Regions from separate parts of the Mus musculus genome. Here regions 1, 2, 4, 5, 6 and 7 are each linked to region 3. The links are chromatin loops, found by intact Hi-C in ENCODE. Cell type or tissue: gastrocnemius. All regions are shown on one strand. Region 1 has its middle 7.1 kb from the start of Zfand5. Region 2 has its middle 100 kb from the start of Gda. Region 3 has its middle 67 kb from the start of 4930554I06Rik. Region 4 holds the start of Zfand5 (zinc finger, AN1-type domain 5). Region 5 has its middle 31 kb from the start of Gm38486. Region 6 holds the start of Gm32979 (a long non-coding RNA gene). Region 7 overlaps Gm32979 (a long non-coding RNA gene).

Region 1 (4,000 bases), 230 kb before region 3:
CTCAAAAGCTGGGCAGTTTTAGTCCTCCCTTGGCTAGCATACTTTTCCCTCTGGTACTCCTGGCTCAACACCTTCTAAATTTACCTTTAACTTTGCTGGCCTGTTACTTTCTGTGAGGCCTACTGGTCTTTGCTGCCCCAGACACTTCTGGGCAGTCCTTCTAGGGGCCGCTTTCCCTTTCCTCCTATGTTTCTGATGAGCTTCCCTCTGCTGCTCTTAATCTCTTCCGCCTGCCACCACATCACGAGGATCCTCCATCTCCTTCCCCTGTGTCCACGCCTGCATAATCTAACGGTCCCATCCAGTCTTTCTTTGCCCAGCCATTGGCCACTGGCATCTTTATTGATCAGTCAAAAAGCAATTAGGGACAAGGACCTTTAGCATTTGGACATGCAGATTTCCTATTGACTTAATTAGAACTAATCTCCAACAGCCAATCTTAGGATCTATCTCTCTTTGGTACAGAAGAAATCATAAAAGATCGATTTTCAGACTTCTTGAGACTACGAGACTATGGGGAAACTGAGACAAAATAGAAAGACATGAATTAGCTGGGCAAGGTGGTACAAGCCTTTAACTGCAGCACTGCGGAGGCAGAGGCAGGTGGATCTATGAGTTGTAGGCCAGCCTGGTCTACAGAGTGAGTTCCAGGATAGCCAGGGCTACACAAAGAAATCCTATCTTAGAGAGAGAGAGAGAGAGAGAGAGAGAGAGAGAGAGAGAGAAGAAGAAGAAGAAGAAGAAGAAGAAGAAGAAGAAGAAGAAGAAGAAGAAGAAGAAGAAGAAGAAGAAGAAGAAGGAAGAAGAAGAAGAAGACAGACAGACAGACAGACAGACAGACAGACAGGAATTACAGGGATATGGAAGGAAAAGCTTCTGACATCAAGGTTACATTTCTTCTGTATATAGATATTTTATGTAAAAGTAACTGTGAAGCAGGATTAAGGCCTGACTGTATATGACCTGCGTAAGGCCTCATTACTTTCCCAGACATTTGAGAATCTCAAGCCAGAGTCTTAAACTTTTTTTACGGTAAAGATGATCGATCACCCAGTTTTGTCCTTCAGGTATCTTAGCAACCCTTTCAAGATAGTAACTTCAAATCCTACCAAAATCCTATACCTGAGTGTTGTCAAGCACAATGAGCTGTGACTCTCCCTGGCCTGGAGGAGGGGCGCAATGGGGGGACACTCTTCTTTGGGGTGCCCACTCCATGCTCTCAGGTATTTATTTTCTTGGTGTTTCTCTTAACCTCTTTCTGTTAACCTTCATGCTTCAACCTGTATTAAAGGATTTTTCTTAATCCCCAACTTGGCTTCATAAACTCAGCTAGCCCTAAAATTCTTTTCTGCATCTAAACTCACAGTTTGGCTCTAGTCTAGATATTGAAAGTCTAAGAAATGCCCTTGGTTGTTGAGTGTGACAGAGAGCAAGCTGTTCCTCCTACCTATGTCCCCCAAATGCTGATCGGCACCAGCTGAAACAAATGTTAAAATACATATTGGTGGGAAAACATGTTACCCACTTTTCATGGCTCTTAACCTTACACAGGCAAAAAGGATAATATCAAGTCAACGTTTAACTATGAGTTGGCAAATACTATGAAAGTAAAGTGCCATGTGCTATGGATGCATACGCTAATCATATGGAGCTGAAAAACTCAAGTCTGAGTTCCAGACAACCCAGCCTCAGGGGAGCCTGGCTGATTTTCTTGCCACTGTTTGTATTCTGCTAAAGAATAAGCTAGTATCATCATTTTAGGATCACTTAAGTTGTAAATTAGAAAATGGGCCAGAAGAGAGAGTGACCAGAATAGAAAAAGCAACTATAATTAAATTTCTTAAAGTAGAAATGTCTCTTAAAAATAGGAATGTAAGCTATTGGTCTAGCTTAGAATATAGGGATCTGGGGTTATTTTGCAATATTAGTCAGGGTTCTCTAGAGTAGCAGAACTTACAGAATAAAATATGTATATATATGTGTGTGTGTGTGTGTGTGTGTAATATATTACATATTATACATATATTATATATCACATGATATAATTATATCCTATATACTATATAATTCACATATATGATAGAATATTATAAACACATATAATTATATAATATATTGTATTGTTATAGGACATGTAATCATATACATATATATGATATATACATGATATATCATAAACATGTATATGATACATACCATATAATTAATATTATACTAATATATTTATATGATATATATAATGATTTGATATAAAATTATATGTAATAATAATCAATTATAAGTCATAAATATGTGTGTATGTATATTTATGTATATATATTACTTATTAGAATCACTTACAGGCTATGGTCCAACTAATCTAACAATGGAAGGTGATTAATGGAAAGCCTAAGAAACCAGTAGTTGTTCAGTCCAAGAGGGTGGATATCTCAGCTGGTCTTCAGTTCTATGCTGGAATTATAAACCAGTAGGCCCTAATGCCAGTGAAGGAATGGACTTACTTGCAAGGCATGAACAAGCAAGTAAAGAGCAAAAGCTTTCTTCTTTCATGTCCTTATATAATATTCCAACAGGAGGTATGGCCCAGATTCAAGGTCTGTCTTCCCTCCTCAAGATCTGAATTAACGATGGATGTTGTGTCTTCCTGCCTCAAGATTTGGATCAAAGGGCTGGAGAGATGGCTCAGCAGTTAAGAGCATTGACTGCGCTTCCAGAGGTCCTGAGTTCAATTCCCAGCAACCACATGGTGGCTCACAACCATCTGTAATGGGATCTGATGCCCTCTTCTGGTGTGTCTGAAGACAGCAACTATATATCCACATACATGAAATAAATAAATCTTAAAAAAAAAAAAGGCCGGGCGTGGTGGCGCACGCCTTTAATCCCAGCACTTGGGAGGCAGAGGCAGGTGGATTTCTGAGTTCGAGGCCAACCTGGTCTACACAGTGAGTTCCAGGATAGCCAGGGCTACACAGAGAAACCCTGTCTCCAAAAACAAAAACAAAACCAAAACCAAAACAAAACAAAACAAAAACCAAACAAACAAAAAAAGATTTGGATCAAAGATGTGTGTCCCACCTCAAAGGTGGGAAATGGATCAGATGTAAATTCACTCACTTCAAACCAAGCAAAAAATATTTCATAGGTGTGCCCTCTATTTCTGGATTATAGAGCATTCCAGATACAGTCAAGTTGCCAACCAAGAATACTTGTCACGTGATGAAGATAGAATTATAATGGTAAAGCCGGGCAGTGGTGGCACATGCCTTTAATTCTAGCACTTGGGAGGCAGAGGCAGGTGGATTTCTGAGTTTGAGTCCAGCCTTGTCTGCAGAGTGAGTTCCAGCACAGCCAGGGTTATACAGAGAAACCCTGTCTTGAAAAAAAAAATATATATATATATAATGGTAGAGTTGCTTCTGGTACTGTTATTATCCTGCCATAGATAGCTCTTCTTTGTCTCTGTACTCCCTAAGGGAGAATGTGAAAGGACGCATGTAGTCAAGGCCTTTGCTGGGTTTTGATATCCTTTGGATGTGATTTGATATTTACATCACGTTCCCTCATTTCCAGTCCTCCTCACAGTTCAGAGATTAGGCCAAACCAACTCAGTATTTAAAAGTCATTTTTGAAATTGTCAACCCAAAGGATTATTCATTTATATTTAGGACAAATCAGTTAAAAATGCAATGTAATGGTTCTCTACAATGTTTGCCTCTGTAATAATTAATGACTATGATGCTAGAGAGATGGCTAAGCAGCTAAAGTACCTGAAGACCTGAGTTTAATCCCCATGGGTGGAAGCAGAGAACAGAATCCTACAAATTGTCCTCTGATCTTCACGTGTGAACATACACACATACTCAATAATGGACTGTATTTTGTCTCAGCTGAATTAGTGACTGGCTGATTTTAAGTAATCGGTTATTATATAGGCCTGGTGATAATTTTTGTGTCTATGAGTGTTTTGCCAGTAGTTTGAGAAAAGGTCCAAGAACTT
Region 2 (4,000 bases), 340 kb before region 3:
GAGAGGGGACAAAGCAAGAGGGGAGAGATGGAAGAGATGAAAGGGGAGAGGGGACAGAAAAGAGAGAGGACAGAAGGGAGAGGAGAGAAAGGAGAGGGGGGAGAGGGAAGAGAAGGGAGAAGAAAGAGGGGAGAGAAGGGAGAGGGAGAGGGGGAAAGGGGAGGGGAGAAAGAGAGAAAGAGAGAGAGAGATCGCTAAAATGTCTGGATTATTTATGAAAGAGACTCTTGGGGGAGGGGAAGCCTAACCCTTGGGCCTAGAAAGTTCAGGGTAGAGGGTGAAGGTTGCAAGGTAGGGACTGAGGGATGCTGGGAGAACCTGGAGGACAGGTCCCCTTTGGCATGTTAAATATGCACCTCTGCTCTTTGTCTCCGGTCTCAATCCCAATACAATATACCACAGTAATCAAACACTGTGTAGTATGTATGAAGCTAAGGGCTCAGTCCCCAGCACCCCCACCACACACACCCCACATCACATTTGCATGAAATAACTGCCCTTGTTTGTCACTACTAAGACATGGAGGGGAATAAACTGAGAAGGAGAATGTAACAGTTTTCAAAAAATGAAAGGTACTCATGTCCTCTGACTCTACAGTTTAGCTCTGGAGACTTTATTCTATATGCAAACACAAAAATATTCTTGTAATTGCTTTTACACTGTATTGAAATGGCCTGCAAGCACAGGCACAGGCACAGACAACCGGCCCTGTGGAGCTGCTTGTAATCTACTGAAGCAGGTTACTCTGCAGGAACTGAGAATTCAATGGATGTTTCACAGCCTTCTCTTTTACATTTGTAAGTATCTAAACTTTGTATTGTCTTATGTATTGCTTCTTGAAATATATGTATATATTTAAATTAAAAAATAAAACCGGCACTGGGGCAACAGCAGTGGCCAGCACGTGGACGCTGCGTCTATAAATCCGAAGCGTGTTGAATCGTCCCAAAAGTTAACGCGGGAAAGGAAGATCAAGGTCTCAGACAACAGAAGTTAAACAACTGGGTTGGATGCTAGGCCAAAGCAAATAAGGGGCATTAATAGGGCAATTAGCAAGAGTTGGTTCTAGGTTTGCAGGTTAGCTCGGAGTCCTGCAAACTTTCTCTGTAAAGAGAGTTCATACTTTGGGTTCTGTAGAGAATGTGGGAGAACCTCAGAGGGTCCCCGGCCAGCTACTCAGCTCCGTGACATCAGCACAAAAGCAGATGGAGACAATGGGGATGCGCAGTCTGAAAAAAGGTAGTTCCCCTATTTACAGAAAATAGCCATGGAAATAGAGTTAAAATATTTCTGTTAGCAATTTGCCAAATGGTTGTCTAGCTTCTACTTGCACACCTCCACTGATGGGAAACTCATTTTATCTAACTCATTTCACTATAGAGAAACATAAATTGTTAGAAGAGAATTTGCTAGCTTGAAGGAAGTATTCTATGTGAACCAGAGGCTAAGGAAAAAAATACTATTTGAAAGTGAAGGGAACTGATGTTTGCTTCAAGTTGTAAACGTGGCAATTTTCAGCAGCCTTCAGTGGAGGTGAAGATAATGTTTGACCAGTATGCCACCTAGTGGCCAAGATATGAATAGACGCACATGAAACAATGTTTTCAAAAACTCCCAAGAGCCCAGAGTGGGTGGGGTGGGGAGGCGTTCCTCAAGTCTTTTTTAATCTTTATAAAAATGTTGCTACTAGGTGGTTATTATTTGAAAATGGTGATGATTGTGAGTCTGGCAACATTGATTCCATTTTATAGGAAACAGATGGCTAAGCTCGACATTCAAAGACGGCATCCAACCTAACCTGGCTCCCCTGTGCATGCCTGCTCTGCAGTCCTTTAACACACTAAATCTGGGCTACACCTGGGGCTCACTTCAGCCGTTAGAGTTCAGCGAGAGTAATGTGCTGATTCTGGGTGTAGGCCTTTGAGAACACCTGGAAGCGTCTGCTTTTGTGCTTCTGGACGGTATAAACCATGATTTAAGAAGTCTATACGGAAAGGCTTATTATTGAAGAGGCTGCGTAGACGGCCCAGATGAGAAGGTCCATAGAGATGAATAAGTACTAGTATTGCATGGAGAGTAAGCAAAAGTGTTGAAGGAAGTGAGACAGGGTAGAGAAGGAGGGGCGGGGAGAGAGGTGGCGGCGGGGAGTGGGGAGGGCGAGAGCATTTCACTACACAGCCCTCTAGTCATCTGCAAGACACCATGCACTGAACTAGCCCAGAAGAGCATCTACACTCAGTCCTCGGAGTGACATCACATTACACACAGCTGAACTCCATCAGCCTACAGGCTCATGGGAAAGTCGCTGTTTACAAGATACTCCATTTTGAGACAGTTCTCTCCCATCTAATAGATAATCGAAATGAGAGATCCTTACGAACAGCATGGTGGGATTATTGACTTCCTGTCTCTCTGCTTCAAAAGCGCCCCTGTTTCATGGGGTCTGTGACCATATGGTGGAGCCCTTGACAGAACCTTCCTCTGACAGCTAGTAATACCAAGTTTCATCAGTAGAGGACTCCAGACAGAGGGCTCCGAGGTGGAAGGCACATTGGGGTGCTCTCACAAGGCTCCGGAATTCCCTCTAGAGCAGTGGTTCTCAACCTTCCTAGTGCTTCGACCCTTTAGTACAGTTCCACAGGCTGAGCTGACCCCCAACCATAAAATTGGTTCATAACTACTACTTCATAACTGTAATTTTGCTACTGAACTGTTACGAATCACAACGTAAGCATCTGCTATACAGGATGTCCGATTTGAAACCATGGGAAGGTTGAGAACCACTGCCTTGTCTATCACTAGGTGCACGTGGTAAAGCTTTCTCCACAGTTGTGTGCTGCGTGCTTTCTCTGCCTCTTCATTAAAGTGACAGTCATGTGGCCAAGGGTCTCAGATGCTGCGAAGCCACACTCTTGCCTCGATTTTTGTCTCCCACACCCTTTGATTAGACCAACAGTTCTAGGGGCCTGGCAATCTTTGTTCTACCCAGCAGCCTAGTGTGCCCCAGCCCAGGCTGTGTTCAGGGGAAGCTACTCTTTCTCCTGGTTCCAACGGCATCTTCAGTAGTACCGTATTTCTTCTGGGTGGGCAGCCATCAGTCTTGTCTTACTCACGACTTGATGCTATGAACTCTATCTAATCCTCATACCACTTCTCTCTGTGTCTGCTACTATTCTTAATGGATACGTAGTTTGGAAAACTATATTCTGCTTGTCTAGTGACTAGGGAACCAGATCTGACCCAAGGCAACCAAGCCAACTTCTCTGTGCAGTGAGCCCAAACCTCCTCCCTCCGCAGGACCTTAGTATCTCCCTTAGTATCATCTGGCAGGTTTTAGGTTTTACTTTCTATTTTTTCCTTGCTCTTTGAAGGCACTGAGTGGCTATGACCTGAGCTCAAACTGATCCAAAATTACAGGACTTCTTTGCATTTTAACACTGACACACTTTTTTGTTTGTTTGTTTTGAGGTTTTTGTTTGTTTAAGAATTAATTTTAGTTACATCTCTATCTTAAGTATGTGCACATGAGTGCAGGTACCCATAGAGGCCAGAAGAGGGCGCTAGATCCCTTGGAATTGGAGTTAGAGGCAGTTGTGAGTTACCTGGTGTGGCTTCAAAAGTGCTTTTAGCCGTTGAACTGTCTCTCCAGTCCCACAGATTTACCTTTATGATCACAGATAAACTATTGCTTAGCAACAAGAGATGAATAATTAATATCCTGTTAGTACTAATAAAGCATCTCTTTATACAGTCACCCATGCACAATCAGCAGTGGAGAGAATGCAAAGTCGTGTCCCATAACGCCACGGCGATGGTGTTCTTGGGGAAAGCAATATCGGGGTGAAGAGAAACATCTTTTGCCCAGGCTAAGCAGACTGCATTTGAAAGCTTGATGTTTACTTTTCTAGGTCAAGTGTGATTTATCGTCATCTTCCGACTCAAATCTTTCATCTAGTAATGCAATGAATGTCCACCCACCTAATCAGTGACTGACATATGC
Region 3 (4,000 bases):
GTTTACATCCAAGGGAGAGAAGCTTGGGTTCAAATGATAACATTTGAATTCAGCTCATGAAAAATTCTATCACAAGTGTGTTTGACTGTTTGATCTTTGGCTTCTCCCATGCATTTGCCCTTTGTACTCAGAGCACCGTGGGCTTCACGTCCTCAGAGCAGATTGCCATTTCAACAGGAAAGAAACATCTGCAGCTTTCCAACTGAGCTCAGTTCTACTCAAGACAGGTGGAACTCCAACCGGCACTGCCGCAGAATCGCAGAATACCCACGGACTGGGATGGGAAAGGGCATCTCCTTGTTGTGCAGCCATGAGCCTGGGACGTGCCAACTGGGGCTCAGATGCCAGCCATACTGTCTATTGCTTGTGTTATCTTGGAGACTCTCTAGACTCTGTTTCCTGTTATAACCCAGGCACATAACTAGTATTCGTTTCAAAAAAGAAAAGAAGGAAGGAAGGAAGGAAGGAAGGAAGGAAGGAAGGAAGGAAGGAAGGAAGGAAGGAAGAAAGGAAGGAAAGTTGTCCAGTCATTCCATAGTTGTCTACTAAGCTCTCCCTGTGTACAGTTTGCAAAGAACCAGAATCAAAGAGTCACAAATGAAGGTCAGTTTGCCAGGGTCACAAGTCACAAGGGATTTAGACAGATATTGATAGCATTGAATAGGTGAAAGGGTTATAGAATGTGTTGTCCAAAACAGAATATTATTTGAAATGAAAATGTGTGTTGTTAATTGTACTGGGGTAGCACTACATCAGGACTTGGGCAAATGGGGAGTTCCTCCAATGGGCATTTACTAGGAGAGGGAAAGTAGAAGAAAGAATGGGATTCTGAAGCCTACTCCATGATGGATGGTTAAAAGGGGCCCAGAGACCCAGAGAAGCATGTGGGAACCCTCTGAGCCGACAGAGATGAAGTCCAGTGCAAGTGGGGACCTGGAGATACATGGTGGTTTCTCTGTCAATATACTGACTGATTCACACGTTTGCTTTGTGGGCCTAAAGAAATGTCCGTGTTGTCTAGGTGGCTTAAAAAAATTGGGATTTGCAAGAGCAGATGTGCATTTAAAAGAACCAGTCCCCCTCCTTAAAGTAAGGAATTATCACTAAGCAGTGCGTGTCAGCCTTTGTCTTCCAAGAATGGCTTTTAAAGAATACCAGGAGTCTTGTGCCCATCTGTCCTGATTACTGGTTCGAGGGTGGATCACAGCCAGTTTGCCAAGGCTGAGACTCACACCAAAGGAAGCCTCTTGTGGTGAAGGATGCTTGTAAGGCCACAAAGTAGCCCGGGTACAAAATGGTAGAGCAGAGGTCTTGGCCTGTGATCTCTAAACTGGAAGAGATTTTGGATCTCCTGGAGCATTGTTAAAATGGAAGATTCTGGACACCCCACTCAGTAGGTCCTGGGTGGGAAATAACCTTCTACATCTCTATGTTCCCTGGAGGTGCTGCTCCGGCGACTGTATTTGGAGATTTACTGAGCTAGAGGATTTGGTGGCAGACGATCTAGAGCCAAGGATGAAGGAACATGGTTCCAGGCCTTTTACCATTTTCTGAATTTTGCAAGGGAATTCACAGGTGGCACCACACACAGATATTTAGTAGGCAGCTCCCGGTCAGACCATACAAAGGTCATGAATTCAGGGCTGGAAGTGTAGGAGGGGTGATCACATGTAAGTCTGACGATTGCTAAGGCCAGGGTCATAGTGACAGGATCGTCCAGTTCCCTTCTGTGACTCTTCCTGTCATTTTCAAAGCTCTGTCGTCTTCTCAGTCCTTCAGACCATGCTAACATGCCCGCCTGCGTGCCGTCCTTCTGCTCTTGACCTATCTCCCCTCCTCCCTCTCCTGTCTTCTTTGCTCCTTCTTCTCTTCCTTTACACCTTTCTCTACTCCTTTGGGTTACTCTACCCCTCAGGCCTGATCTTGTGCAGCCTGTGCAAGCCGTCTTCTCCCAAAGCACAGAGCATCGTGTATGCTGCGTGTTTGAGTGACTGTTGACTACATGACCATTTTCTTCTAAATTGATGGTCCTGTAGTAACCAGTATGCTCCATTGGGCATCTAGGGCTTATCTTAAAGCGTAACACTTCAATACATTTGTCAGCCTTCACCTTCCAGGGGATGCGTTAAAGAATAAAGATGACAGGGTTCCACAGGCATGTTTATCAGGTCAGGTAAGGAGACGGCAGTTGTTAAAACAGTGATGCAATTGCAGGAAACTGGACAAAGAGTTGTTAATATTTATTTAGACATTGCAGCAGGTCCCAAGCGCAGGTTTGCCAGCGCTGGCAATAGCGCCATCTGGTGGAAAGAAAATTTTTTTAAATTCAGTGCAAACTTAAGTCAGGAATGCTTAAACAATAATACTCTGGGAACTTTCTGCCGTCATTGTTGTTAAAATATAAGCAAAACTCCTTTTTCTTTTTAAATAGAAAATATAGATTCTTTGGGGGGGGGTTGTGAATTGCATTTATTGAAAAGACTGCTCAGGGTTTGAACAGAGAAACATTCAAGTTACTGTAATTAAGTAGGGTTTATGAGAAGGACAGATGTTGGCCATAAGGAAGCTGGGATCTCCACCCGTCACTAGCCCCATAGAAAAAAAACAGGAGCAGGTGCATAGCTCAGACATTGCTTTGTGTTCAGAGCTGACTGGTCAAGGAGGATATTGTTCATCTCTGGCTGCTTCTCTTACTACCCCACCCCTCCATGCTGGAGGGAGGGGTGGGGGGTGGGGGAGGGGGGAGAAGATCTTCAGTCACTGTCTGTTTTTCTTCTGTCCTAGTCAGCTCTCCCTGCTGTCCAGCCAGAGTGGGCACTCTCTCCATTTCTGTGTTTTGGATTTCTGTTGTTTGAGGTGGAGGTGGGGGGAGGGGGCGACACACTATCTTCTGCCACATTGGGCTGTAGTCTTTACTGACAAGGACATGGCCATTGCAGGCAGGACCAATATGTCTGAGAATAGAGCCACCCCTCTATGCTGAGGATGAGGGCCGAGTGACGATAGGAAAGATCTGAAGAAATGGTCAAGAAGAAAGCTTTTGGACCTTCGAGGCAAAACAATGAATTTGGGAGGGAAAGGTAAGGCAGACATTGTGGTGGGCACAGCAGACGCCTGGTGAAAGAGAGGGCTGGCTTCGTGAGTTGACTCCACAGATCTCCTGTTGCTTCCGTGTTTTCTTTGGCAGCCCGGGTGTTTTTTTTCATGCTGCCGCGGTCAAAGCAACTTCCTCAAAGACACTCTGTTGGCCTGCTGCTGTGGAAAGGGTGGGCCCTGTAGCCCTTTCCGGGTTTACTGCTTGTCAAGTGCCTTCAGCAAGAAATATCAATATAAACCGGCGTGGTCTTTATGCTTCACTGTCAAAATGAGGTAGAAAATGGTTGGAGTTTTGTTTGTTTGTGTCTGTTTTTAAAAACTCTCATAGAAAAATATAAGCTGTGGTACCACCCACAGAAGAAACCCCTTTAGAGAACGGAGGCCTGGATGAAGCTGGCAGGCGGCCTCAAGCTGTACAGCAGGGTTGCTTCATTTCTTGGTTGTTCCCCCTAAAACACGAATCCCCTTTGTTAGGTTCATTTGACATTTATTTATTCGTTGCATGGCACAGTGTGTGTGTGGAAGCCAAAGATTCATGAGTTGGTTCTCACCTTCTACCATTTGAATTTTGAGGATGAAAATCAGGTCTTTCAGCTTGGTGGCTCACACCTTGCACATGGAAGCCATCTTGCTGTCTGTAGTATTTCTTTCAAATTCAAATGCATGGATTTTTTTTCATTTAGGAAAGAAATGGTAGGAGTGTAAATGTGTGCTGTGTGTGTTTGCATGACTGATTTTATGTGTCTCATGGCTGTATTTCTATTTGAGGTATCTTCCCCTTCTGGCCTCAACTTACCTTCCATCTCATCTTTATGACCGATCTCCCCCTGATTTGGGGAATTTAGAATGGTTAAGAGTCTTCGTACAATGTTGGGAACGAGAAACAGATTCCAAGTTCCTTTCT
Region 4 (4,000 bases), 230 kb before region 3:
ACTCGACGGTCCCTCGCCGGAACAACTCGGCTGTGCAGGGAGCCAGGCGCGGCAGTAGCCGCCTCTGCCATTGTCTATCCTGTCGGTCGGTCGGCCGGCCGGCACCCGGCGCCGCGGCACGCCGGGCATTGTCCCGTCCAGCCCGCTGGCCCGGCCGGGCCCGTCTTTGTGCTCGCCGATCGGGCGTGCTCCCGCCCCCGCGCCGTCCCGGCTCGCGCCACTTACCCTGCGGGGGCCCGGATGCACTAGCGAGCTGGCGCGCGACGCCGGGCGGTGGGCCGGGCTGAGGCCTCCGGGAAGGGCTGGCTAGCGGCCGCCGCGGGCCGGAGCGGAGCGGAGCGCAGGCGGAGCTGCGCTGGCGCCGCGGAGGCCTCCTTTGTTCGTGCAGAAGCGCCGAGGCGGCCGAGCCCCGCCGCAGCTCGGGTGGGAGGGCGGCGGGGGAGGAGAAGAACCGCAGGCCGCGGGGCTAGCGCCGCTCCAGGCGCCCGGCCGCCGGCACCTCACGCCTCCACAGCGACGTCCCGGCCGAGTGAGGAGGCGCGCGGAGAGGCCTGAGCGCCGACGGGGCCCGAGGACTGCGCTCTTCGGGCTTCCGCGTTCGCCAGAGACTCTGCGCGACTCCGGGCAGCGAGCGGACGCCTGACCAGATGCACACCGCTCAGCGATCCCGACGACTGACGCTCTGGCTCTGACCGGCGCTCGGGATCTGAGGGAAAGGGCGGCGGGGGCGGGGCCTGTGCGTCAGCGAAAACCCGGTCGGCACGCCCGCGGCGCGATGACGTCGCGGGACGAGGCCCCGCCCCTGACCTGCAGGCACTAGCCGGGGGCGGGGCCGCACTTGGGGGCGGGGCGAGTCCGGAGGCTGCGGTCACCGTCGCCCAGTCACCCTCCGGCCCGCGGGGCCCTGGGTGGAGCTGCTGCGGCGGGTCCACGGAGGCAGCGCTTCTATTTTTAACCCTATTGTCCGCCCTCAGCCACCCACACCAGCCCAGTTTCTCACGCTTCGTCCCCAGCTCCGCCGGGGTCCCCTCCCCGCGGGACGGGAAGGCACGGCCCGGAGGAGGCTGGCAGGGTTCCGGGTGTCGCCGCAGCTCCGCCTGCCACCGCCCAAGGTCGCGGTGCGCTGCCAGCTCTGAGCTAGGACCGCCCACCAGCCCCAGCCCCGCGCCGCCGTTCTGAACTGTTAAGCCAGCCTATAGAAACCCCTGGAAATTTACTATTCCAGTGAAGCACGGAGAACCCTGACAAGCCTGATGAGATGGAGCAAGAGGGACAAACAAGCCGGACCCCAGGCAAGGGCAAGGTGCTGGGTACCTGCCCAGAGCACGAACAGAAGAAGCTTTCTGCTGGTCTCTCCGTGGGTTCTGGTCACAAAATGTCTCTGCCGAAATCCATAAGGGCTACTACCTTAGCTACAAATATGCACTTAGGGTCCTTCACTTCGGGTATTTAAGAACCGTAGGCCTTGAAGGGCTACCTTAACGGCATTTATGCACTTAGGGTCCTTCATTTCGGGTATTTAAAAACCCTAGGCCTATCTCTAAGGTACCCTAGGGTTGGCCTTGACTGGGACACACGAACCTCATTTCTAGATTTTGTATTTGTGATATTGTGGAAGTAGTGTGGGGGAGGGGTGCTGCCCTGATGCTCCAAATCTAACTGCTCCCTGCACAGCAAGTGGACTAACCGGTACATAATACATTTTAAAAACCTATTTCGGGGTTATATTGCTATGGTCAAGTAATGTATTTCAGACTTAGTTTGGGTCATTTGTCCTAGGATCTTTGGGATTTATTTCTGTAAACTAGTAAATAATAAAACTAACTGCTACCATTTACCAGCCATTTCAGTGTCATCTATTTTTCATTTAGGGTCTCCTTATTTATCACAGCAGTTTACTGAGAAAAATGCCCTCCCTGTCCATTTGTCAGGGTAAGGCAGTCATGATGAAGGATGCTCTTGCCTGAAGCGCTAGAGACTAATGGAAACCGTAATTATGAGGATAAAAATAACTTCAGAGATTTTTTTTAAATAGAGCATACCTTATTGTCTGTCTCTTTTTATTCTTCCATTTTAAAAAGAAGAGCTTTATAATTTATCTTGTCCAATTTAAACAACAAAGTCATTTTAAAATCAAGCTGTTGATGCTAACAAAACTTATCAATAGTGTAAGTTAAAATTGACAAGTAATACAAATCCGAGTAATTTAAAATCAGTATATTGTCTACATGTATTAATGCATTTATGGTGACCACATGGTAATATTGACACATAAACAAACAGATAAAATTGTATGCAGTGTGACAAGAGTTTTAAGAAAGAAAGAGAAGCCTCAGCTCCAGCCGTCTCTACTAGGAGCTGTTCTGATAAGCTTATTAAAGAGAGAGTTTGGTTTGTTTTGAGATGGTCTCTTTGTGTGGCCCAGACTGACCTGGAACTTGCCTTTTAGACCAAGCTGGCCTTGAACTCACAGAGACCTGCCTACGTCTAGTTAGTAAAGGCACAAGCAGAGTCTGTTAAGGAATGGAACATCACAGACAGAGATTGAGAGATCAAGAGATTAAAGAGGACCAATAACCCCATGTCAATATTTTGGGAGGAAACGAGAAAACAAAACAAACAAACAAAAAACCCACATGCTCTAAGTCTAATGGTGACACATACACGCACCTTTAATCCCAGCACTAAGGAGGCAGAGGCAAATGGATCTCTGAGTTCAAGGCCAGCCTGGTCTACAGGGCAAGTTCCAGGACAGCCAAAGCTGCCTAGAAACCCTGTCTCAAAAAAGAAGGCAGCAGGTCGGGCAGTGGTAGCAGAGTTAGTTCCAGGACAGCCAGGGCTACACAGAAACCTTGTCTTGAAAAACCAAACTAGGAAGAAAAAAAAAAAAAATGGCTGTAGTGGTTGGTATACAGTTTTAATCTAAGCACTCAGGAGGCAGAGACAGGTAAATCTCCAGGGGTACAGCAGCCAGATGGGGAGTTCCAAACCATCCAGTTTCAGTTTACAGCTTCCTGTGTTTTCATTAAAAATGTAACTATTTTAGAAGGGTGTGGTAGCACACACACACACACACACACACACACCTTTAATTCCAGCTTCCAGTTTCAGGTCTGCCAGGGTGACATAGTGAGTTCCTGTTTTAAAAAGAATTCAAATCAGGATAATTAACTTATGTCATTGTCCCCTAAGATAGAGGGGGGACTTTATGGAAGAGGGCGGGCAAGGAAAGAATGTAAGAGCCAGAAGACAGGGAGGAGTGCAGTGGAAGGCCATCTTCTAGCATGGATGGGGAGGAGCTCTGGACACCTGAGCCGCTATGGGGGAGGAGGGTAAGTTTTGTTAGTATGGCCCCATGTAGGTTACCCATTTTCCTGTTGATGACCCCACACCTATGCACGCATGAGCAAAACTTACTGGTCTCAGTTATTTTTAAAAAAGAAATAAAATCCCACAAAGCTAGAAGAGAATATGTTGGGGGTAGATACAGATCAAAATAGATTGTATACATATATGAAGTTCTGAAGGGATAATTAAAAATTTGTCAAGATATTAAGTGTCATACAATAACTAAAATTTTGTGGGGGTTTTTTTTTGTGTGTTTTGTTTTGTTGTTTTTCGAGACAGGGTTTCTCTGTATAGCCCTGGCTGTCCTGGAACTCGCTTTGTAGACCAGGCTAGCCTAGAACTCAGAAATCCGCCTGCCTCTGCCTCTCGAGTGCTGGGATTAAAGGCGTGTGCCACCACGCCCAGCAATAACTAAAATTTTAAGTCATTATTTGATCTTCAATACTGGTGTGACTGATCTTCTGAGTGTTCAATAACTGTACTTGAAGGCCCAAGCCAAAAAGAAAGGGTATAGGCGAGGAAAGAATGTAAAACCCAAAGGAAATTAAACTTTTATCGGAGCTAAAAGGAAAGCCAGCAGTCTGGTCCTTACCTTCAGGTCAGCTAGATCCCAAGGGATTGTGGACCAGCTCTGAATGGGCTCTATAGCACC
Region 5 (4,000 bases), 530 kb before region 3:
GAACAAACAAGGTACTGTTTCCCAATTGGTTCTTAATCTGTCAGTAAAGAAGCCATGGGCCAATTCCTGGGCAGAAGGAATAGGTGTGACTTCCGGGTCCCTGGAGGCAGGAGAGTCAGGAAGAGAGAGGCAGCCATGCTTCGGAGAGAGAAAAGCCAAGCAGCCATGTGAGATCTCCACAGGCCACTTCTACAGGCAGGTGGTTGGAGCTGTTTCCCTGGGACTAAATGTAACACGGCAACTAAAATTGAGGGCAGGTGGAGAGGTGTGGAGCTAAGAGTATTGATAAGGGCACACTTCTTCAGGTGGGAGATAAGTAGCGCCCAGCAATTGTGCCACTAAGGAAGCTGAAATTGAACAACTGTGTGTCTGTGAGTTTCATCTACGAATCCAATATTCTCTGGGCGGGGGCAGTCAGTTCCTGGAGCTTAGGTGGGGCAGCAAAAGCAACACGCAACGCATGATGTTTGTAGAGAATACAAACTGGACTCAATGGACAGTGACTGTGTGCTCGCATAGCTAACCTTGCAAAGCTTCATTGGTCTCCCAGCTTTGCTGATCTTCACTTTGTAGAGAGAGGCACAGCAGAGAACTTCTGGCATGCTGGCTGGTTCTGGTCACTCCTGGTGACTTGTGCCAACTCAGTGACTCAGTGGAAGCCTGGTTGTTTCTGCTGGATTGTGCTGCTGAGTCACACTTGGAATTCAGACACTACTGAACTGGACTGCTACTACACAGAGATAGGAATTGCCCCCAAAGAACTACTTCTAAACAGATGCACATCCACTTTTTTATTTACCATCTTTTCTCTGCTACCTTTTGATGGTAGGCAAGAAGGTGTGTATACGTGTAGGGGGTGGTGGTGGTCAAAGCATTTGAAAATCCCTATTAAAAGTAGGTTTTAAAATATCAAAGTTTACAACCAGGTTTACAGACAAGAACCTGGAAGCTTTTGGAGGTTTGAAACTTCCACAATCAGCAAGTGTCAAGGACACTAACAGCTACACTTCAAACACCGTAATATTTTGTGCAGACAACACGCACAGGTGATCTGTGCAGAGTGTTTCCAGTACAGCCCTGGAGTACATTATTAGCTTTCTTACATGGCAGCTGAAAATGTATACTTTGCCCAATATCACTTAGTGAGCAAGAATCCAACTGAGCAAGTCAGGAGGAACAAGCCAGTAAGCAGCACCCCTTCCATGGCTTCTGCATGGCTCCTGATTTCAGCTTCCTGCCCTGCTTTGAGTTCCTGCCCTGGTTCCCTTCAGTGATGGACTGTGATGAGAAACTATAAAATGAACCATTTTCTCCCCAAGTTGCCCTTTGGTTATGGTGTCTTATCATAGCAATAGAAACTCTAAGACAGACATGACAGTGACCTCTCTGTGATACAATCTATCAGCAGCTTACAAACATTTAAATGGCTTCTCCATAAATAAAAGCCTTAGAACCCAACTCTCCACTCAGATCATTATGTATCTTTAAACCTACTACACAAATTAGAGTTTCTCTCACCACAGATGCATGGTGTGACATCTGGTCATTTATTCTATACTGTCAGATGAAGCTACTAATATCTCAGCCTTTGTGGCCTATGAGACACTAGAATGGGTGATTTCCTTTCCTTTCCTTTCCTTTCCTTTCCTTTCCTTTCCTTTCCTTTCCTTTCCTTTCCTCTCCTTTCCTTTCCTTTCCTTTCCGTCTTGGTTTTCTTTTTGTTTTGAGACATGTAGCACAGGATCTTTTCAGACTCATCGTGTAACTCAGGCTGTCTTTCCTGGAACTCACAATCCTTCTGCCTCAGCCTTCTGTGTTCTGGGGCTACTCACATACATTACCATTCCAAAATTAGGATGGATGGATGTATTTCATAAAATATTTTTCAGAATAACAATGCAGACTGCATGTCATAATGATGTCAAAAAGAGGTGCTGGAGAGATGGCTCAGCGGTTAAGAGCACCGACTGCTCTTCCAGAGATCCTGAGTTCAAATCCCAGCAACCACATGGTGGCTCACAACCAACTGCAATGAGATCTGATGCCCTCTTCTGGTGTGTCTGAAGACAGCTACAGTGTACTCATATACATAAAATAAATAAATAAATCTTTAAAAAAATTGATGCCAAGAAGAGCCCTTAGGTTCCTTCACACAGATGGCCAGTTGTGTGTTTAGGACAGAATACAGCTGTGAACTGCAATAGTGAATGCAGAACTCAGAGCTATGAACTTCAGTGCTACATAGCCTACTATGCCAAGTACATTCACTGGGGACCCCCAAGGCTCCTCTCCCCGCTTAAATTTACATTTTGTCTATTTTCTCAGACTTAAAATCATTTCCACAGGTGCTCTTACAGTCTTTGATTCATGTATTTGTCACAAAGACAGCATGGCATACACTAATAAACTACCCCGGGCTCAAAGAAGAGTACCCTAGTTTGATGGGGCATGAAGTTACCACGATTGACCACCAGGTGGCAGAGCCAGCCAGCTCAGGAAGCAAGGAGTCAAAGCATGCGCACAATGCCTGGTTACAAATGAAGTTTGAAATCACAGGCCCGAGAGCAGAGGCGATTTGTAGACAGTTGTTCTCAGCAGGGAGGACCAATTCCTTGAGCAGACGCACGACTAGAAAATGGTACCAAAGTTGCTAGTTCCAGTTCAGCCTGAGCATTCTGTTATAGATAGTCCTTTTGTATCACAGGAGTATCCTCCGACCCAAACTCCCTCCATCCTCAGGAGTTCTGCTGGGCCCCTTAACCGTTACCTTCTTTCATAAAAGGATGAGGAGGAGAAGGACACGGGTCCCTCACCTGAATCCAGCCACTCCCGACCAGTCCTGTGCAGTTCTTCCCTAATGGGTTGTGGTCCTGGCAGAGGGCTTTGAGGATGTTAGTTGGGAATGGTGAGGGGATGAGACTGTCTACCTAGCTATGGGGAAACCATCATTCCTACTGGGTGCAGACTGTCCAGTGTAGCTGCTTTAAGGTCATTTATGTGTTGCCCAGAACCCCTCACCCTTTGCTAAGTAAGGAAGCCTAATAATATGGGTTATCCTTGGCAAACTTGGGATGTAGTTGTGCCCCAGTTTGTTTTTGGGTCCTTAGGAGGACGGGTAGAGATCCTTCACATCTCTCTCAGGGAAGGAATTTTAGCATCAGCCTTTTCTTTTTTCTTTTTTTTTTTAAGTTTATTTTTTAATTATATGTGTAGTGTCTTTGTCTCTCTGCCTTTCTCTGTCTCTCTGTGTCTGTCTATTTCTCTCTCTCTCTCTCTCTCTCTCTCTCTCTCTCTTTCTCTCTCTTTCTCTTTCTGTGTGTGTGTGTGTGCGCGCGTGCGCGTGTATAGTGTAGTATAGTATAGTATAGTATTTGTACATGAGTCCAGATGTCTGTGGCTTCCAGGAGTGGGCATATGGTCTCTGGAGCTGGATTTAGAGATGTCTGTGAATCTTGCTATATGAGAATTGCTAGGAATTGAACTCAGGTCTTCTACAGTGCAGGAGGAACTCAGCTGCTGAGCCAGATTTTCAATCCCCTGTATGCAACACTTTAGTGGCAGAGCGGTTAACACTAGGTGTGGAGATGTGAAGATGATGAAAGATGCTCAAGCAGGAAGCAGTGTAGCATGCAGACCTGATCTGCAGTCAGGAAAAGGGCCGGCTAGCATCCTGTTCCCCTTTATGGCTTTGCTTCTAGTTATCAACCTTCCACTTTCTTTTGTATCTTGGCTCATGTCTTTCCTTCTTTCCACGAGGCCTGAGTGCTGTTTCCAGGAGACTTCCAGCATAGACTAAGGAGTGAGCAAACTTCCTCTAGAGGTTCAGCTTCTCCTACCCTCAGGATCTCTCTAGGAATGGCATTTGTGTGGCCTGCCCCCAGAAGTTCTCACTCTTTTTTTTAAAATTAATTATTTTTGTTTTTTATTTATTTTTTATTAGATATTTTCTTTATTTACATTTCAAATATTATCCCTTTTCCTGGTTTCCCCTCTGAAAACT
Region 6 (4,000 bases), 97 kb before region 3:
CTCTGTTTTTCCAGTGCCTCTCATCCCTTGCCCCCAGAGAGCCCATGAACTATGGCAGATTCAGGTCCTGTTAGCTTGACCATATATGATTTGGGAGAGCTTGAGGCTATGCATGCTTCCTGACTCCCTCAAACACATCCCAAGAGCTGCGATGAGCCTTATTAATAAAGTATTTATTTGTTTCTAAGCCCTGATCTATTGTAATTCCTCCTTGTTCAAATGCATAACCTATTTATACATCTACAGTTTCTACAAACATTAGGCTTCTCATATTTTGAAACATTATTATAATTTTTCCCCAAGATATCTTCTTCAGCAAGTGATCCAGTTCTGCTATGACAATAATCACCAAAGAACAAACTGGGCAAAAATCCCCCCTGAGGCTCAGACAATCTGCTGTCTTCTGGTACTACTGGCTTAAGGCTCAGAAGATTTTGGGCAAATGCACAATACTGAATAGGCATTAAACACTCAGAAAACAGTGGGAATTGAACCAGCAGCAATCTTCCCAGCACTGAAGTGATTGCTGTTTAAACACCTCTTGTCACTGACAGTCAACTGAAGAAAGGAGGGACCTCCACATCTGCGGGGTAACTATGGAAGCTTGAGGGCAGCTCAGCAGAAGCTAAGAAGGATGCCCTGTCTATCTCCACAAGGTTCTAGAGAAAATCCAGGGGCACGGGAGTTGGGAAGAAAGGAATTCTGGTTACAAACCTAGAAAGATATCATTGGAGGAAATGAGGATGTTTGCTCCCTGTATTCTACTGTTATAATCCTCCGGCTTTTGTTTGTTTGTTTTGTTTTGTTTAAACAATGTTTGCTTTCTATATACAACTATTTATAAGACTCCCCTGGGCTATATGGTTTCAGGAAGCTTCATTTTTCTGACGGACTTCTGCTTAAGTCACCATTAACCATAGTGTGACTTAATATGAAGATGCAGAATTTCATAGGGCCAATAAAGTGACGGAATCTTAAGGGCAAGTCTTGATGTAAAGCGCCTTTTATTTTAAGTTTTCCTTATACAAAATTTAAATTGCATAATGTGGTGAGAGGGTGTACAGGGAAAACGGAGACCACCTTGGGTTTTATTAAAATGGCAAGGCCACAGGTGCATAGCATAATCTCTCTACCCACACTCAATTTTATTGCCAAGCGGGACCAGTTGATGTGTCTAAGGATTTCACATGACTGACAGCTTACAGAAACATAAGCACTGAGGCATGAGGCACCACACAGGGTGGCCACTCGTGCTTCCAATGTTCGAAGAAATCCCTGAAATTCAAAGGGGCAGAAGGACTGGCACCACCAGGGAGATCCAAACACCCCCTCCTAAAACTGTTCTCGGGACTCTTCAATGAAATTTCTGACCTCAGCATCTACACTGAGTCCTCTCACGCTGCCACTTGTCGACAGGCTGCACCCACAGTTTGTCTTTTAAAATAACAACTTTCAGCAGTCGCCTGCTATTCAAAGCTTTTTTTGAGAAGAGAAAATAGCAAGTGTTCCTGTGTGTGTGTGTGTGTGTGTGGCACACATATGGGGCTCAGTGGGAGCACTTGGCCAGGTGCAGCTTTGTTCATGGCTCCTACCCCTCCTTCCATTCTGGGAGATCATTTCTCCCCTCCCCCCAACCCTGGATGAGTGAGCATCTGAGGCTGTCCATGACTCGTTTTTGTTTTTGTGTTTTCAGTCAAATAAAAGGTACTAAGTCACAGGCAGTCTCAATGCCTTCTTGACAGTCTCCAGGGCTTTGCCAGGATAAAATGCCAAATAGTATTTACCACGGACTTTCCTTTAGCTAATCTTGTCCTGCTTCAGTCTGAAGCCTACAGAGAGAAAGGAGGCCAGTGGGTCTCTTCCTCCTACTCCCTCTCTCCTCACCTTTCCTAGGAGTAAATGCAGAGGAGGGGAGAGGATGGGAAGGGACAGGATTACTGTCACTTGGCTAGGTGCTGTTGGCTCCCTGAGCTGGCAGATGGTTACCCATGTCTGCCCTGAGAAATTCTAGCTCTAGGGACAAGTGACAAAAATGGGCTCATTTCTACGGCTCTTTTCTTGCTCTTTAATCCCACAAAGGAAGTTTATTTTGTCTCTATTAAGTAAACTCCGTATGTTACAGAGCAGTTCCCTTCGCAGTCCTTGGTTATTTTAAGGAAGCATCCAGCCTTGCTCTGCTAAGGTTGCCTCAGGTACCCATATGCTCCTTCTTGACGTGACAAAGGCCACTGAGAGCTTTATCCAACAGAAATAGCCTATATTTCTTGCTCAGGAAAACCTGGAAATGGTAATCCAATCCCAGACACCCTCAGGAGAGCTGTCCAGTCCATCTTAGATGCATCTAAATAGGAATCAGACAAAAAAAAAAACTCGTATGTCATTCCTAACTAAAGGAAACATATTTTTTCATCATACTCCCCTCTCCAATGTACAGGAGAGAATAAGGTGGGAAGATTGACAGGTGATGGGTGGAGCCTGAAGGTAAGCCAGCACCTCTTTCTCTGAACCTCTGGCCCCTAAGATTTATTTTTGAATTATTCATCTATTCAAGAGGCCCAATTAGCATGCGAAGAGCTTCTTGGGGGCATTTCTTTATAAAAACTTCATAGTACTTTTTTTTTTCTGTGTGTGACTTTTCTTTTTTGCTGCAAATTTTTTAAAACTACATTTTTTACTTACACGTGCATGTGTACATATTGATGAGAGTGCACATGTGCCATTAGCATATGTGTGAAGGTCAGAAGACTGCTATGGGAGTTTCAACTCCGGAGCCCCAGGGATCAAACTCAGGTTGTCAGGTTTGGCAACCGGCACCTTTACCCCGAGTCATCTTGCTAGACCAACAATTTTCTTTTTTCAGTCCTTTTCTTCATGTTTGGAGTAGCATGTGTCTCATGCTTACTGTTTGGAATGCAGTCTGGTTTGGAAGAGTATTAAGAGACAAGGATTTCCCCATGTTGTCTTGTTACTGCTCTCCCACAGCAGGCAGTGTGCTTTCCTATTGTTTTAATTTACTATATCTGGAACAAGAGTGTCCTCCAAAGCCTTAAGTGTTAAAGGCCGGGTCCGTAGCTTGGCACTATTGAAAGATGGTGTGTGTCTATAAGAGATGGACCCGTGTGGGGGAAGAAGGGGTGGTACTAGGTCATTGAGGGAATGCTGTTGAAGGAATTATGGGACACCAGACTCTGTAGTTCAGCCAACGAAACAGGAGGTTAGAAGGTTCCTCTGCCACACTTTCCCATATGTGGTGTGTTGTCTTGCCTGGGGCCTGAACCAACCAGCCATGAACCAAAACTTCTAAAACTGGGAGCCAAAGCAAACCCTTCTTCTCAGATTTTCTCTCTTACCTCGCTAAAGTAAAGTCTGTTCAGCATAGTTAGTTATGTAGCAAGAAACACCGCTCCTCCCCACCCCCAGATAGTATTCTCACTTCTCAGTTTTCTTCCTCTCCTCTCCTCTCCTCTCCTCTCCTCTCCTCTCCTCTCCTCTCCTCCCCTCCCCTCCCCTCCCCTCCCCTCCCCTCCCCTCCCCTCCCCTCCCCTCCCTTCCCCTCCCCTCCCCTCTCCTCTCCTTTTCTTTCTTTCAAGACAGGGTTTCTCTGTGTAGCCCCAGCTGTCCTGGAACTCACTCCGTAGACCAGGCTGGCTGCGAACTCATCAATCTGCCTGCCTCTGCCTCCCAAGTGCTGGGATTACAGGCATGTGCCACCACCGCCCATCTCACTTTAACACTTTCTATGAACAGATCTCTGTACTGAATAATAAGCATACAGTTCACAGTGGTTAAAGCTAGGGTTTCCCCAGGGTTTAAAAGCTTTGTCAGATCACTTCAGCGTCTATCTCATCTCATTGTTGATGTTTGCTGATAGCTTTTCCCATGTGTGTTGTGTTTTATGTCCTTCATATGCTATGTGGTTGGGTTTTTTTTTTTTAATTTTAATTGTGTCCCATATGTCTTGAATATTTTATTGGGAGGCTCTCTGTGTCTTTTAGAACTC
Region 7 (4,000 bases), 110 kb before region 3:
GAGAGTAGCAGGGAGTGGGGCCCAGATTTTCCAATTGCCTGATCTTTCTGTACACTACTGGCCTGGTCCCCGTAGAAAGTGAAGTTTGAAGAAAATTCCCTTTGAGGAGCTTTTAGTGTGGTTGCTTATGGTCTGTGGATGGTGCCTTATCGTTAGGCAGGCTTCACATGCTGATGTATGGAAGATTTGAGGGCTCCAGTTGTCTGCATCTTTGAAACTAGTGGAGTTGAAGAGTCACAGTGGAACAGGCAGGAATTCTGTAGTCCTGAGAGTGCTGAAGACGGCAGCAGGCATTTTAGGAACACATAAGGAGGGACTGTGTAAGATTTCTATCATCCTACAAAGCAGCTTAAAATCTTCTATTTTTAACTTTCATTTATCCAATCCTTTTATTGATGTTCATTAGTAATGTGGTTCTCTTGGCTTTATTATAATTTATGGAGACTGCCATAGGTGGGCACAACACGGTCATAGATATTAACTAGAGTTTTCATCCATTTTACCTAAAATTTGCTGTTTGGACTTCCGAGCACAGCCTTTGGCCCCCTTCCTATCCTTGACTCTGAGGACAAAGTTTGTGAATATAAATGTCCTCAGATTGCATTTGTTATTATCACAAGGTAATGTGCACACATGGCAGTGAACAGCAGCCTTGGGCACTTAGCTTGACTTTCATGGGGAAAAACCTAAAACTAAAAACCTAAGGGATTATATAGCAATAACCCCAGCCTTGACTGACAAACCAGTAGACCTGTTTGAGGTTCTGTTCAGCCATAAATACTTGGTTTTCAATTACTTCAGTTATTACAATGCCTGAATTAATTAATCAAGCAACTTTGTGTGCTGGAAAGACATCCTTTTTAGGATGCTGTGGCTATCCATTCCTGTCCCTCGGTTGCCGCAGAGCTGTGAGACAGGTTCATTTCGGAAAGTTGAGCTCCTGAGGCTCTTCTTGCCTTACTGACAGTCTGAAAAGACGTGACTTCAGATCCATAAACGATGTCACCACTTCAAAGAGGTATAATCCCGTCTTTGATCCACTCCTCTAGCCCCTCGGAGGAGGAGGAGGATGTGTGAGAGAGAGTAGGGAACTGGGAGAAATGAGCCTTTGGGACAGGGGGAGGCTTGTCTCTAATTATCAGCTTTCCTGCTGCTCTCTGCCCACCTCTGGCTTCTAAGTTTCAGGTATAGGGAAGGATGACTCAAGGCTTAAGGGAGCCAGTCCCAGGAGCTGATACTGTTTTCCTGACCCTGCCTAAGCTACTCTGATCTTGGGTCATGACCTCAAACAGGAAGTGCTGCTAAGCTCCTCCAAACGCGGTATGTGAATGAGGGGGTGGAGTTTAGCACACACAAGCCCAGCTGCCAGCCGTTCATGTTTACAAGGGATCAAGAATTGGTCACTTAAGGTCAAGAATATATTCTTTCTTCTCCCTGCAGGCGTGCACAGTATTGTGTTACAGACTAGGAGAAATACGGACGTCAACTCCAAAGTTCTAGTTTTTCTTCTATGTTGCCTGAACGTACGTTTTGAGCTCCAAAGAACTTTGTGAACAGAGTGGCTTAAATTCAGCTCTGTCCACCTCTAATGAGTTTTCTAGAGGGAAATTTAAAGCCAAATCTTTAAACACACTCCTTCTGAGATACAATTAATATTTGGGAATAAATAGACGTTTGAACAAAGTAGTAGGAAACCACAGTTGAAGGGTATTTAAGAGGGCACGTCCAGCTTTCCTCCCGAGGACAGTGTGAATCACCAGCTCGCTCTGAGTCCTTCTTTCTGACCGGATTAATTTTCTCTCCTTCTGAGGTTTTGCTGCTTCAGGAAACCACACGTTTAGCCAAGAGCTGGTTTCCCTGGTTGTCAGTGGTCACAGTATCTGGTGTTAAAAAACAAAAACAAAAACAAAAACAAAAACAAAAAAACCCCTCTGTTCTCAGCTCACTATCAGGTAAGCTTCATAGCAGGGCTGTTCTCCGCAGTGTCCCAATTGGCATCCATCAGCTCAGCTCTGTCCACCTGTGCACATCAAGGAATGCCATTAATGCTTCTCTCATGAGGAGATTTGGGGAGGGAAGAGAGATGCTTTCCAGTTCATCTTTCTTTTCATTCATTTAAGCAAGTGTTGATCCCCATAAATTATTTATTCAAGCAGTGGAAGCTACCTCCCCAGGTGCAAAACAATCTTCTACAGGCTTGCTACTGCGCTGCTGAATGGGGGAGGAGTCAATACCTTTTAGGAGTTAGGAAGTTGTAAAAACAGGAGTCTTCTGTTTATGTATGGAAATGAGCTCTTGGTGAAATACACTGGAAACAAGAAAACGAAACCTGGTTTCACAAAGGGTATACATCAAATTGAAAAGAACAAAATCAACTGGTGATAAGACTTAGATTTGCTATGGACCCTTAAGGTTGAGAAGGGCTCCCATTTATGAGGGAACAGCCGGCCCATTCTTCATCTCATTACTAACGGTGTCTGCTTCCCACAGCTTTTCTGAGGGGGTCAGAGGAAGGTAAAGAAGGTGAATAGGGTGGACAAAGATGCACTTGGCTGTGGTGTCTACATGAGAAGTCTAGTGCCCCGGGACAGGCAGATATGTCACATACGTGGCAATAAATATGTTTGCCATGTTAATACATTGAGTGCTCACATCAAACTCTTAAGAATATAATATTCATTTACCTCATTCTGTAGTGAAGGGAACTGAGGAAGCCTGAGGTCAAGGGATATGTGGAAAGTCACAGAACTTGCTGGGAAGATAAGCTCAGATCCCCACATAGGTGATGTTGTTGGCTGTAAGGAGTTCCTTGCACACATGGACTTCTGAAAGATGGAGTTCTGTGTTTCACAAAGTCTAGTATGGAAGTTCACATGCCTCACCCCAGCCTAGAATGCTTCTTAAGATGAAGTTTCCAGCTAGTGTTTGAGCATCTCTGGGAATGTGGCCTGAGAATTCATGTTTAGTAGCTCTGTTCTCCACGTTGAGGTTGGTGAACTGCTGTCCTAGAAAGTGGTGAAGAAAGATGGACAGAAATGCCTTTTGTTTTCAGGACATAGTAGGGCACACTATAAACCTCTCCAGATTTTACACACACACACACACACACACACACACACACACACACACACACACTCTCACATACATACCACTTACAGGCACACTTTTACTTCTTCATCTCCAGATGGATATCTTTTACTTTTGTTCTTCTGTAGTTGCGTTAGCTAGAACATTTAGTTCAATGTTGAAGGAGGATGAAAGTGAACATCGCTGCCTTGTTTCAAATCTTCCAGCTTTTGAAGAGAAGATCTGAGAAGGTCATGGTTAATATACTGGAGATTCTCTTGTGAAACCCATAGTTTGGGATCTTTTGTTACTAACCTAGATTCTACTGAGAAAGACTTATGTACTAGAAGCACCAGGTTTACTTCTAGTTCTTTCAGACTGCAAATGCAGTCTTCTTAAGACCCATGTATAAGCGGATCTTTCTGGACCGTTAATGGACGATGGGAAGTCTTCATCAATTGGCACACAATGTAAGGAGTAGTAATAAGTCAGTGGTTTTCCCCCTTTGGAGGAGTCTTATTGCAATGCATGAGGAATATTTTCAAATTATGCACTATAATTGGCACTGAATCAAGATATTGCCATTTTTTTAAACTTTCTAGACCATTACAATCTACTGTCTGGTTAAGAAGAGCTATAGTATCGAAGCCAAAATCAAGAGGTAACAGTGATTCCTGAGTTCTGCCAAGATCCCCACAAATAGAAATTCACAGTGATGAAAAATAAAAGGCTACAGTTGCTTAAATTATTCCTAAACTAGTTGTTGTAAAGCAAACATCCAGAATGCTCACAGAGTCTGAGAATCAGGACTTCAAGCAAAACTTGGGGTGATATCCTTCTCTGTACCTTTGTGATGGAAGTTGAAGTTGGGGGTTACCTGAAGTTTAACTCACTGACAGATACAATTGTTTCCTGTTATCAGTTGGTACACTTG

The links. Peaks named below come from ENCODE experiments on the same cell type or tissue, not always from the same donor. Only the 100,000 strongest peaks of a DNase experiment are listed, where the experiment ranks them.
Region 1: it touches region 3 in a loop (2.7-fold over the local background); 27 of 42 quality-filtered maps call a loop at or near these places.
Region 2: it touches region 3 in a loop (6-fold over the local background); 19 of 42 quality-filtered maps call a loop at or near these places.
Region 4: a loop joins it to region 3, with 5 times the contacts of the local background. A loop is called at or near these places in 28 of 42 quality-filtered maps.
Region 5: a loop joins it to region 3, with 4 times the contacts of the local background. A loop is called at or near these places in 23 of 42 quality-filtered maps.
Region 6: a loop joins it to region 3, with 2.9 times the contacts of the local background. A loop is called at or near these places in 5 of 42 quality-filtered maps.
Region 7: a loop joins it to region 3, with 13 times the contacts of the local background. A loop is called at or near these places in 3 of 42 quality-filtered maps.

Annotation. Positions count from the first base shown.
Region 1 is chr19:21,263,184-21,267,183 of GRCm38, reverse strand. No RefSeq gene overlaps it. Among named protein-coding and RNA genes, the nearest start is that of Zfand5, 7.1 kb to the left of the region's middle. In gastrocnemius, no CTCF peak of the experiment used is centred here; no DNase peak of the experiment used is centred here.
Region 2 is chr19:21,371,096-21,375,095 of GRCm38, reverse strand. No RefSeq gene overlaps it. Among named protein-coding and RNA genes, the nearest start is that of Gda, 100 kb to the left of the region's middle. In gastrocnemius, CTCF peaks have their summits at 1,574 (motif pointing left), 2,505 and 3,546 (motif pointing right); DNase peaks (open chromatin) are centred at 1,625 and 1,798; H3K4me3 peaks cover 180 bases.
Region 3 is chr19:21,035,892-21,039,891 of GRCm38, reverse strand. It overlaps a transcript of Tmc1 not described here. Among named protein-coding and RNA genes, the nearest start is that of 4930554I06Rik, 67 kb to the left of the region's middle. In gastrocnemius, a CTCF peak has its summit at 2,290 (motif pointing left); DNase peaks (open chromatin) are centred at 2,280, 2,875 and 3,160; H3K4me3 peaks cover 545 bases; H3K27ac peaks cover 2,044 bases.
Region 4 is chr19:21,268,968-21,272,967 of GRCm38, reverse strand. It overlaps Zfand5 (zinc finger, AN1-type domain 5), which reads right to left and starts at 690. Exons shown (of 6, transcript NM_009551.5): 1 at 226-690. LOC115489044 reads right to left here and starts at 1,510. Exons shown (of 2, transcript XM_030251153.1): 1 at 1,478-1,510; 2 at 226-1,193. The coding sequence starts at 1,510. The coding sequence ends at 501. In gastrocnemius, no CTCF peak of the experiment used is centred here; DNase peaks (open chromatin) are centred at 280, 790 and 1,598; H3K4me3 peaks cover 2,092 bases; H3K27ac peaks cover 2,268 bases.
Region 5 is chr19:21,562,809-21,566,808 of GRCm38, reverse strand. No RefSeq gene overlaps it. Among named protein-coding and RNA genes, the nearest start is that of Gm38486, 31 kb to the left of the region's middle. In gastrocnemius, no CTCF peak of the experiment used is centred here; a DNase peak (open chromatin) is centred at 2,478.
Region 6 is chr19:21,133,387-21,137,386 of GRCm38, reverse strand. It overlaps Gm32979 (a long non-coding RNA gene), which reads right to left and starts at 120. Exons shown (of 3, transcript XR_386592.4): 1 at 1-120. In gastrocnemius, no CTCF peak of the experiment used is centred here; DNase peaks (open chromatin) are centred at 1,240, 1,578, 1,939, 3,665 and 1 more place; H3K27ac peaks cover 1,066 bases.
Region 7 is chr19:21,142,155-21,146,154 of GRCm38, reverse strand. Gm32979 (a long non-coding RNA gene) reads right to left here. Exons shown (of 3, transcript XR_386592.4): 2 at 2,685-3,005; 3 at 1-2,308. Among named protein-coding and RNA genes, the nearest start is that of Gm32979, 6.9 kb to the right of the region's middle. In gastrocnemius, no CTCF peak of the experiment used is centred here; a DNase peak (open chromatin) is centred at 1,937; H3K4me3 peaks cover 1,196 bases; H3K27ac peaks cover 2,851 bases.